2 separate regions of the Homo sapiens genome follow, and region 2 is linked to region 1. A link is a loop called in an ENCODE intact Hi-C map of the cell type or tissue named here. Cell type or tissue: heart right ventricle. All regions are shown on one strand. Each heading gives the region's core, and the rest is flanking DNA. Links, peaks and the distances in the headings are about the cores only.

Region 1 (5,390 bases), core at 244-5,243:
GCATCTTGCCTTTATTTTCCTTTTTTTATTTCTCAGATATTTTGTGAATACCTTCCATTAGCCAGATTCTTTTCTATGATGAACAAGACAGATAAGGGCCCCTTTCCTCTCGTAGGGTTTACCCTTCAGTGAGGAGAAAAGGAAAATAAACAAGTAAACCCAAAGCCCCAAGTTAATTACAGACTGTGACAATTGCACTGAAGTGAATAAACAAAGTAATGTGTGGAGAGACTGACTTCAAAGGGTGAAGGCTAGGCAAAGTTACTCATGAGGTGCCATCTGATGAGAAGTGATGGATGGAGGCCTTTGGGTCATGACTGGAACTGGGGTAGATTAGTGAGTCATCTGAGGCACACATGCCTTGGTGGAATACTACCTCTACTACTAACACCACGAGCTATTGTTTATTGAGCATTTCCTGTGTACTGGACTGTGTGTTAAACATTTTGCATACTTTATTGTATTCGATCTTTGCAGGAAACCTAGGAGATGGATGTTATTACTTCTACTTTCAGATGAGGAAACTGAGGAAGCTCAGGTCAGGTGATTTGTTCAGGGACACACAGTAAGTGGAAGAGTGGGCAATTAAATTTGGCTCTGTGTGGTGGCAAAACCTGCACTCTTTGGCACCACAAGATTTCCACCTTTGGTGATACAAGGCTGTGCTACTGACTGCAGACGAAGCATGACAAAATGCAAAGTGCACAGCCTTGCTGTGATAAGGATGGTTAATATTAAAAAGAGTAATAGTAATGATTTAGCCCTATCGAGCACCTACTCTATTCAAGGTTCATGCAAAGCACCTTGACATTCATTAGTTCATATAATCTTCAAAATAATCCTATGAAATACAGATGGGGAAAGTGGGGTTTAAAAAGGTTAAGCAACTGGGCCATGGCCACTCAACTGGTAAGTGGTAGGACCAGATTCACACCATGAGGTCTGGTTCCAAATCTTTGACTCCTTGCCCTTCTGCATCCCTAATAAAAGGAGTTAATGCGTGTGCAATGGTCTTAGACACAGACAAAGTAAAGCTTGAAAGAACTCATCTCCCTCATTCCCGCTCTTTTTTTTCCCCCTGGCCTGGTTCCTGATTTGTGTGACCTTGTCTTCTTGACTTGTGAGATACTTGCTACAGAATTGCTGTGCTCTCTTTCCCCATCCTGATTTATGAGGGTTGACAGTTATTGGCAAGTACCTGGGTATGTCACAGGATAATTTGCCACTTTTTTCTATCTTTAGAATGCTGTCAACCCAGCATTAAATCACCTTCAATCATTAATAAGCTGATACGGGTTATCTGTCATCATCTTTCCATAGATGGGGGTGGGGGCGGGGTGGGTTGCAGCAAGCAGGACACAGAGCAGCTAAACTGGGATGCTAAGGAGGATGTCTGGCCAGGTTCAGAGCCTGTGGCAGGCTCGGGAGCAAAGCCTTAGCAAGGACTCTGAAAAACCAGGGTGGAAATGAAGGTGGAGACTCCCAGGGATTGTGATCCCTCCAGGAAGGAAAGAGGCTCCTTGAAATGGAGGAAGGATAGAGAACCAAAGCAAACTTCACAGTTTTGCCCAGTGCAGCCTTTTCATGTTCACGTTCATGCTGAATCCACGCTGGTGCCACAGTGGTACCAGTCTATATTTTTGTATTGCTCTGTTTCTATCAGAGCAATGATGGCATCAGATGGCAGTGAATACCGGGGTTTACACCTCCATGTTGCTCTTCAACTGTGGCTGAAATCTGAGCCTTACCCTGTTTTTGGCAGATCTACTTTTGGAATGTTTGACCCGTTCTGCTTGGGCTAGTCGGCTTGGATTGGATGATATGTCAGGGGAAGACCTGGCAGCATTCCCTTCACTCTCTGGATTGATTTGGGTTGGGATTAGTGAGATATGGCCTCATTCTCTGTGATTTGGGGTTGAGCTGCACTGGGTTTGGGAGAAAAACGAGGGTTCATTCTCAATCTGCCAACCTAGATTTCCAGGTCTAGACCACCATGATCTCAATACCTGCCATGTAGTTGCGCTGTTTGAAATTCCTTTTATTTTTAAAAACTTAAATCTGAAAAAATGGTGGGAGGTTGTATATTCAAAGAGTGGCTTTATGCCTCACCTTCATCTTGGATTTTTGTGTGAAAAAGTATTTTGGCATCAGTGTTCCATGTTCTTTTCAGGCTAGCTATATGTAATAACCAGGTATCCATGCTAGACACATGAAAACTGTTAATTGTTTCACTGTTGAAAAAGGATTAGAACTGGGCTTGTGAAATGTTTTACAGAATAGCTTTATGTGGAAGAAGTTCTCAGTAAAAGCTAGAACAGTATCAGCATCATCTCTAATGTTTGAAGGTTGATCAGCGCAGTAAGCCAGAAGTCAGTGGATCTGGGTTCTGCTTTTTGCTTTGGCCCTAACTAGCTGTGTGACAGTGCCAGATCTCCTGGCTCTTTATGTCTTATTTCCTCAAAGTAAGGTTGGAGGGTGGAGGGTGGAAGACAGGAGGCTGCAGTAGCTGAGTCCTATGCACCCTTCTAACCATGATTACTTTTTAATGAAAGTGAATCTAGACTTCTACAAACTGTCTTTTTGAGTCACTGTCAGAGGCAGCAACTTGACTTTGAACGCTCTTGTGTTTTCACATTCTAACAGATAGTGTCTATCTGTATTTTAAAATCATGGTGGCAATCTTTGCCATGAATTTGGGGTTCAGCATTCTATTTCAGGCTCTGATAGTTGTGTGATAACGGGGTAAAAAGATTTCCACTGAGTCTTTTAAATTGTAGGACATCTTCTCTTTGGGTTTTCAAATTGTAACTTTGAACATAATCTTTTCTCATTAGCAGAGGCTTTGTTGAAGCTTTAGACACAGATATCAAAAATCAGTCAGCTTTATGGACTTTTAAAAAAAAATCTTTTTGGCAAGCTTCAATGTGTTGGAACAACCATGATACATAAAGGGACTACTTTGCCTGTTAACAGAAGTGCTAAAGACCAGGCTAACAGGTTTGCTGCTGTGCTAATACAGAATAATCTCTGATAACTATAATTAACTTGTACGCTTCTGTCTTAGGTTGACTCACCAGAACACTCACACCCTTCAAGATTGATATTCATTCCTCTTTGAGATACGAGCAGATGCTTCCAACAACTGTCTACAGCCACGATGCCGTAGCCTTGGTTTGTACGCATTTATCCCTGGCAGGCGCGCTATCTATTTTAGGAAGGTATTTTGACACTTTACCTCTTGGCTACAGTGTCTCCAAAAATGCACTCAGTGAACGGAACAGTCTCTCTCCTTGCAGGCGTGCAGGCGACAGTCAGCCCCAGCATGTTCTGTGGCAGAGTCAGCTGGCTCAAGACCAAAGCAGCTAATCAGCGTTGGGTCTGTTCTGGGGCTCAAGGAAGATGCCCTGCCATTCACTGACAGCTTTTCCCTGGGCTTTCTCTCCTTGCAGGCATTCTTATTCTGTGAAAGGGCTACACAGCTATGCTTGGGGATTCTAATCAAGGTGTCTTTGGATAAGGATGATCGTCTTGTGGGGCTTCAAGTTTGGACTCTTCTGACTACCCTCTAGTTTTTTCTGGTAATCCTGTAAACTGCCTGGCTTTTCAGGCAAAGCTGTTCTTCCTCTGCGTGGGTTTACGAGAGAGTTAGGGAGACTATCTGCTGCTTCCTTTTGGGGCAAAGGTGGGAATCATGATGATGAAGCATTTAGCAAATGAGGCAAATAACAAATGCCTCTTTGACATGCAAATAAATGTTCATAGAAATAAAAATTAAGGGATTTATATTGAAACATGGTCATAGTTTATTTTCTAGATCTGGGCAAGATAAATTATATCAGAAAAGAAAAATCTAACCCAATGAGAATACTTAGTGAAGTTTTACTAGGAAGTAGTAGTGAGGAGGTATTTCAATGGGGCTTCTTAATGGAGTGGGCTTCAGGAATGATGTGATGGTGATATTTTCTGAACAATTTTTGGTTTGCTAGAAATCCATGTTCTCCATATTCTCAAACCCTAACCTCATAGCACATAAACCACATTGTCAAGAGGACCTGCTGGTTGGTGCTAATGACATTTACCAAAAACACAAACTGCCTTTAGAGGAAAAAGAAGTCTATTCTTACTGCTGTTTATAGTAAATATTTAAAAAATTACAGAGTAGCAGCTGTCAAGTTTTCTGGCATGAAACATAGTTTTATTTGTTTTCAGACATCTTGGGAAAGTCTTAACTTGTTCTTTATTACATTTTCCTTAATTTTTTTTCTTAGGCTTACGCGTCCCCTCTAATGGATTTTTGTAAGTCAGTAATTAGAAGGGGTAAGGATTCATACATTTCTTTAACATTATCCTGCGAGAAGGAACATCTCATTACATTATGTGTCCTGAATAAGAAAAGCTATACAAATTGTTGAGAATAATATCTATGTGAGCAATCACATTGGCAACAAACAAACAAAAAAACCAGAAACAACTATTAGATCGGGTATGTATTCTTTTGGAGTTATCAAATATAGCTGATGAGATTTGCTGTGAATCTTCATTGGTGCCAGCAAGACTGGAGGAGAAAACACAGTTTTCCCAGATCTGGAAAATTTGGGTAATATCTCCCAAACAACCGCATAAAGGCTTCCATGCATTGACAGCTCCAAGATTCTAAGAGAGATAATCTGTTCCAAGATTTAGAAAACAGTGGTTGAAAATCAGGACATTTCCTGAGGATAAATGACCAGCTGGAAGGAATTAATTCACAGCATTAAGTTCAACCAAGTGCCATTAACCCGCCTGTTCCTTGGTATTGCTCTAGACTGGTCGTCATTTCTTCAGGACACATGTGCTGCTTTCCATCCAGGTGAACTGGAGACAGCAGAACAATTGTTCCTGGATAAGATGTCCCATAATACTATTCTTGTGAGTTTGAAAGTTTCCTTAAATGGCAAGTGCCATTAGCAGGGAAGTTTAATGCTGTTACTGGCAACTGAGGCTGGAAGGGTGGATCTAGCAGGCAGCAGAGCAGAGAACTGGCATGGTGCCTCTAGTCTGTTGGTTGTGCCAACAATCTCCAAACTCTATGCCACGTGCCTAGGGGTGTTCAACAAACCCATAATCTTGCAAATCTCAGCACTGGAACCTATCACTGGGCAACTTTTTAAAGTTATATCAAATAAGTTTGAGAGGAGGTAAAAGGAGTGATTGAATTAAATTAGAGGAAAAGAGAAATAACTGCCTGGGAGTATTCATAAAACTATTGTTATTACTTTTTAGGCCTTTGCAATTATACTTCAAAGTCAGGGAGCATCTTCAAAATTTCTCTATTTTCTTTTAGTCATTAATGATATCCTCTATTTGTTATTCTTTTACAGTACAGCATTTTTCAAAGTGAATGAATAGGA
Region 2 (5,390 bases), core at 183-5,182, 56 kb after region 1:
TCAAATAGCCTTGTGGAGTCTTCCTGCCTGGTTTGCTTACCTCTGCACTTCCTCTACATAGGCGAATACACCTTTTGTGTTTAAGCTACTACAGTTGAGTTTCTGTTACAGCTGAACTTAACCCTAACTGATACACTTTGTCAGTTTGATTTTTCAGCAGCTTCAAAGGACCAAATTGGAAGCAGGAAGGGCTGCTTCTGGTTGCAAGTGAGAAAAAAGAAAAATTATTACAGACCAGAAAATCAATTAATGGTGAGGTGGCTGACTTCAAACCAGTGAGAAGGTAGGAAAAGGTGTAGAATATTCATTCTTTTTTTTAATTGAACATAGTTGAAGTTGACAAGGCAAACTTCAGGTGCTTTTTTTTTTTTGGAGACAGAGTCTCGTTTCTGTCACCCAGGCTGGAGTGCTGTGGTACGATCTCAGCTCATTGCAACCTTCACCTTCCAGGTTCAAGCGATTCTCCTGCCTCAGCCTCCCGAGTAGCTGGGATTACTAGCATCATCATGCCTGACTAATTTTTGTATTTTTAGTAGAGACTAGTTTTGGCCACCAGGCCAGTCTCCAACCCCTGACCTCAAGTGATCCACCTACCTCTGCCTCCCAAAGTGCTGGTATTATAGGCGTTGAGCCACCATGCCCGGCCCAGGTGCTTTCATTTTTTTTTTTAAATGAGGATAAAATTATTTTTTTTAACTTTTATTTTAGGTTTGGGGGCACACGTGAAAGTTTGTTACATAGGCAAACATGTGTCATGGGAATTTGTTGTACGGATTATTTCATCACCCGGGCATTAAGCCCAGTATATAATAGTTATCTTTTCTGCTTCTCTCCCTCCTCTCACGGCTCAAGTGGACCTCAGCCTCTGCTGTTTTCTTCTTTGTGTTCATAAGTTCTTATCATTTAGCTCCCACTTATAAGTGATAACATGCGGTATTTGGTTTTCTGTTCAACTTCAGGTGCTTTTTGACTTGACACGTTAGACTCTTCATTCTCGCCTTTGTCGTCAGCATTTATGGAGCTAGGCACTGTGTGAGTGAGGACAAGCATAGTGTACCTCTGCACTCAAGGCGTTCACAACAGAGCCCAGGACGGTGAGAAATTGGCCTATGTGAGGACTTAGGGGTGTGTGTTGCAGTTATTTTGTGTAAGTGGGTAGTTGGAAGGGTTCTTTAGGAGAACGCTCCTATGGTTATTTACAGTTGTGGAAATTGTCCTAGGCCAAGTACAGACACAATGGCTGAGTGTAAAACCGAATACTCCAAGCTCCTGGTTTAGTTATCTAACAAATGACACTGCCTAGCTTGTCCTAAATCTCTTTCAATAACTGAAATTTATTTCCCTCTTGACTACCTTCTGACAAAGGGGCTCCTGTTCTCTTCCATTCTGTCATTCCCAGAAATACCAGTGCAAGAAAGCTTCATCAGGAACTAGGGTCACAGTGTCAGACAAAGCTTATTGTCTGGGTAGGTGATTTTATTCCAGGAAAAGAGCTCCTAAAGTAATACCAAAATACCAATAAATGTAGCTAGACTGACTCATTTTCAAGCCTTTTACGGTTCTATTTTGTAAACCCAACGTAGAGAATAATTAATTTCCAAAATCTACAGGACACCTTACTACCAATTTTTGTGGGGAGAGATAATGACTTGAATGGAACATAAGCAGAGAGTTGATTTTAAGTAAGGAAATGGGGTCAGAGAGAGGTTAAGTGGCTGGCCTGGGGTCAGATAGCAAGCTGGTGACTCAACTTTGCAGCTCCTGGATCTGAGGACTGCAAAGAAAACCAGAGCTCATTTCCTCTAGATAAGTTAACTGCCCCATATCTGTGGTCTGCCATAAGCTTTTAAGAGCCACATTCCTTTTGTGACTATAGACCTGAGTTCCTATGGCTTTCACTGGAGAATGGAAAACACTTTCAAGGTCAGACTGTGTTACATAGAGGGCAGAATAGCACTTATTTACCACCAAAAATCATCATGCAATTTGTAGGAACTGCCGTCTTTTGCATGCCTTCTGGTCTGCATGCAGCATATGCATAATAACCAGCTTGTACAATAGATGGAGTGTCTTGGAAACGATCACCTGCATTTATGAAGTGCTTACTATGTGTCAGGCATCTTCCAAGTGTTTTACATGGATGATCTCATTTAATCCTCATGATAACCTTGTGAGGTAGGTCAATTTATAGCCCATTTTACCACCTGGGATACTGAGGCCTTTCAGGGGTTAAGTTCCTAGCCCAAGTTGATAATGCTAGAAAAATGGTCAATTAAGGATTATGAACCCAGTTTGGTCTGACACAGAGGCCGCATCCTTTATCACCATGCTATTCAGAATTCTTGTACACACATACCTACGGTTTTTTTCTCTGCTTCTGTTATTTCAGTATTATAGAGTAAAACTTCATGCAGCGGTAATTTTTATCTTGACCTTAGACAAATAATTGGTCTGACTAAAAACAAACAAAAAAATGGAGATCTTAACAGCAAGATTGATTGTCCTACCTACCTGCAAACATTTCAAAGGTGCCTCTCTCACTGCAGGGTTGTTTTGGAAAGATCTTAGTTATATATCAAAGAAAATAATATCTTCCACACTAAAAGGTTGAAAATAGAAATATTTGGAAGTGGAACTCTATTTGAAGTTCTGTGACGTATGGTGACAATGTGAACTTCTAATACTCTTCATTTTCTGGAAAACACAATCCTCTAAACTAAAAAAGATGGTGGAATGGACATCTATGAAGGTTTTTGTTACTTGAAAAGTTTGATCCTAAAATGGATTTGTGTGTGGGTGCATTGGAAAATCATTCATTTCTTTTGAATGGGAGACAATAATTATAGATGAATAAGAAAAATACAACTTAAATATTAGAAATCATTGATTTTTTTTTAGGTGGCAAGATATCACCCTGGAATTATGGTTAGATATTGTAAATTGAGTTAAAAAATTTAGTTAGAAATGATTTTATTAAATAGGTGTGAAAAATCTCGATTTTAAACAGTGCACGCGTGTGTGTGTATGTGTGTGTGTGAGGCTTTGGAGCATTGGTAGGTTTCAGAATTCTGTTAAGCCAACTCTCATCAAATGATTACAAATATAAGAAGGAGGGGACCAAGCAAAATAGAAAAAATGAAAGTCATATTATAATTTTTCAAGATATGAATATTTTGAACCCATTCTTCTTTTTTAAAAAACATATATTATGAATTTGCAGGGATACACAATGTTGAGGTGGGAGACCCAGGGTCTCTTGATTCAGACAAGATGGGTAGAGCATCCCACCACCTGATGGCAGCAGACATGAACTGTGGGCTACTCTTTTTGAAGTATGAGTAAATTTCTTATAAACTAAAACTATAATTTAAAAAAATTAAAATAACCCTTTTTTAAAGTTGTAAAAGCAATGCTCATTTATGTCAAAATAAGACAGAAAACACAAATAAATGAAAAGGAAGAATTAAGAGTCATTTACAGTCTTAGAGATAGCCACTGTTAGTACCCTGGGGCATGTATTTCCAGGTCCTCTGTGTATGTGTGTGCACACAAAAGCAAACACGCATTAAGATCATTCTACATGCTATTTGTAACATGATTTTTCCACTTAATTGTATACTGTGACAATGATAATATATTATAAATGCTTTTATATGACATAATTTTTCATGGCTGTACTTGCACATTTGGGATTAAAAAATATTTTGCTATTATGAATACTGGGATAATTTTCCCTTTAGGAAAACTTTGAATTTACCATTAATTATTTTCTTGGGTTAAATTCCTATTTTTGTAATTTCTGGATTAAAGGGAATGCAGATTTGAAGATTTTTGAAACAGTCTATAGTGTCCTCCAGAGAGGTTTACCAATTTGCACTATGATTGTTTGTATATATGGGCCGAGGTTAGCTTGAAAGTTCTGAGGCAGTATTTTTGGTGACAATTATGACTGCATTGCAGATTGTGAATATTAAAAATAAGGTTTGATGTGGTTAGCCTAGAATAAAACATATTAGATGTGAATATGTTGTATATTACTATTGGTATAATTATTACCATTGAAATCCAAGATCTTTTGGAGGTCTAGATGAATGTCATACAAATTCATTGACTGCTGGCATAAGCCTTGAACATGTGGCAAGCTTAGATATCACTAAAATCTGTTATTTGAAGAACTTGCAAAAAATTGGCATGTGTGGAAAGCAGATGCCTTATATTGATAACAGTTAAGTTTTGCATTTGGAATGTTGAACCATGTGCATAAGGCTAATATCTTTGAGAAAATGTGGATATTTTTAACAAGAAAGCATATGCTTAAAGGAAAAAAAATCCTTCATGTGGTTTCAATACTTAATTTTTAGTGGAATGTTCTTTCCTAAAGGTGCGTGAATTATTTAATGCTCTTCATTTATGGAATATTATGTGATAGATTTGATTGTATTTTAATTGTGTTATTTGCATTATAGCCCTTTTAATGAGAACAGTAATTCTTGGACAAGGCTCTACATCATTGTTTAAAATGGTGTTGAAATTTTGTTGACTACATTTTCTCAGTCATCTCAATGAACCAGAAAAACACATTTAAGGTGGTAACATTATGTAAAGGTACTTTGATATATCCAGGCTTCTTGCAGGTAATTGATTCATTCCCTCCCTCCCTCCCTCCTTTATCCTTCCGTCCCTCTCTCCATCCCTCTCTCCATCCATCCGTCCATCCACTGACCCACCTGGCCAATCATTCATTTATTTTTATCACATACCTACTTTATATCAAGTCTAGTGTAAAAACTTTCATGTTATGGAAGAAAAAGTAGCAAATTAGCCCCACTGTCAACAATGGAGGGTTAGCAAATTACAAGAGTAAATTTGTGTGGGGAAACAGAAAATGAAAGAATTTGGGCTAAAAAATTCTTTTCTGTGTTTCTGAAAGTTTTATATAGGCTACCTTCTTTTAATATCTCATCTGGCTATTTCTATTCATTCTCATGGTTTAAAATGAGGTGAAACTTCATGCTGTAGTCATTCATTCACTCATTTATTTATCTAATATCTACTAGGAACCAGGTCCTTTCCTATTACCAGGGATAAGACACCAGCTTTTTCCTCATGGAGCATGATTTCTGGACTGTACTTCCCTTTCCACGCTGGCTTCCCAGTGGGTTAGCACCCTGTATTTACCACTGCCACACTGTATTGTAATTACCTGTTTATCAGTCAGTCTCTTCACAAGGCTGCTGTGCTCCTTAAGGGCAGAGCCTCTTCCCTGTTTCCTGCTCTATGTCCAGCCCCTGGCATAGTCCCAATTACGGTTGCCCTGTAAATATGTATTGAGTGAATGATTGTTTACTAATATTTTGCTACCCCTTCAGTTTACTTTAGGGCTATGTTTA

What was found. Peaks named below come from ENCODE experiments on the same cell type or tissue, not always from the same donor. Only the 100,000 strongest peaks of a DNase experiment are listed, where the experiment ranks them.
Region 2: a loop joins it to region 1, with 9 times the contacts of the local background. A loop is called at or near these places in 6 of 110 quality-filtered maps.

What each region holds. Positions count from the first base shown.
Region 1 is chr12:42,732,911-42,738,300 of GRCh38, forward strand. No RefSeq gene overlaps it. Among named protein-coding and RNA genes, the nearest start is that of LINC02450, 43 kb to the left of the region's middle. In heart right ventricle, for the core only: no CTCF peak of the experiment used is centred there; a DNase peak (open chromatin) is centred at 3,301; H3K4me3 peaks cover 939 bases; H3K27ac peaks cover 2,632 bases.
Region 2 is chr12:42,789,174-42,794,563 of GRCh38, forward strand. No RefSeq gene overlaps it. Among named protein-coding and RNA genes, the nearest start is that of LINC02450, 100 kb to the left of the region's middle. In heart right ventricle, for the core only: a CTCF peak has its summit at 3,302 (motif pointing right); no DNase peak of the experiment used is centred there.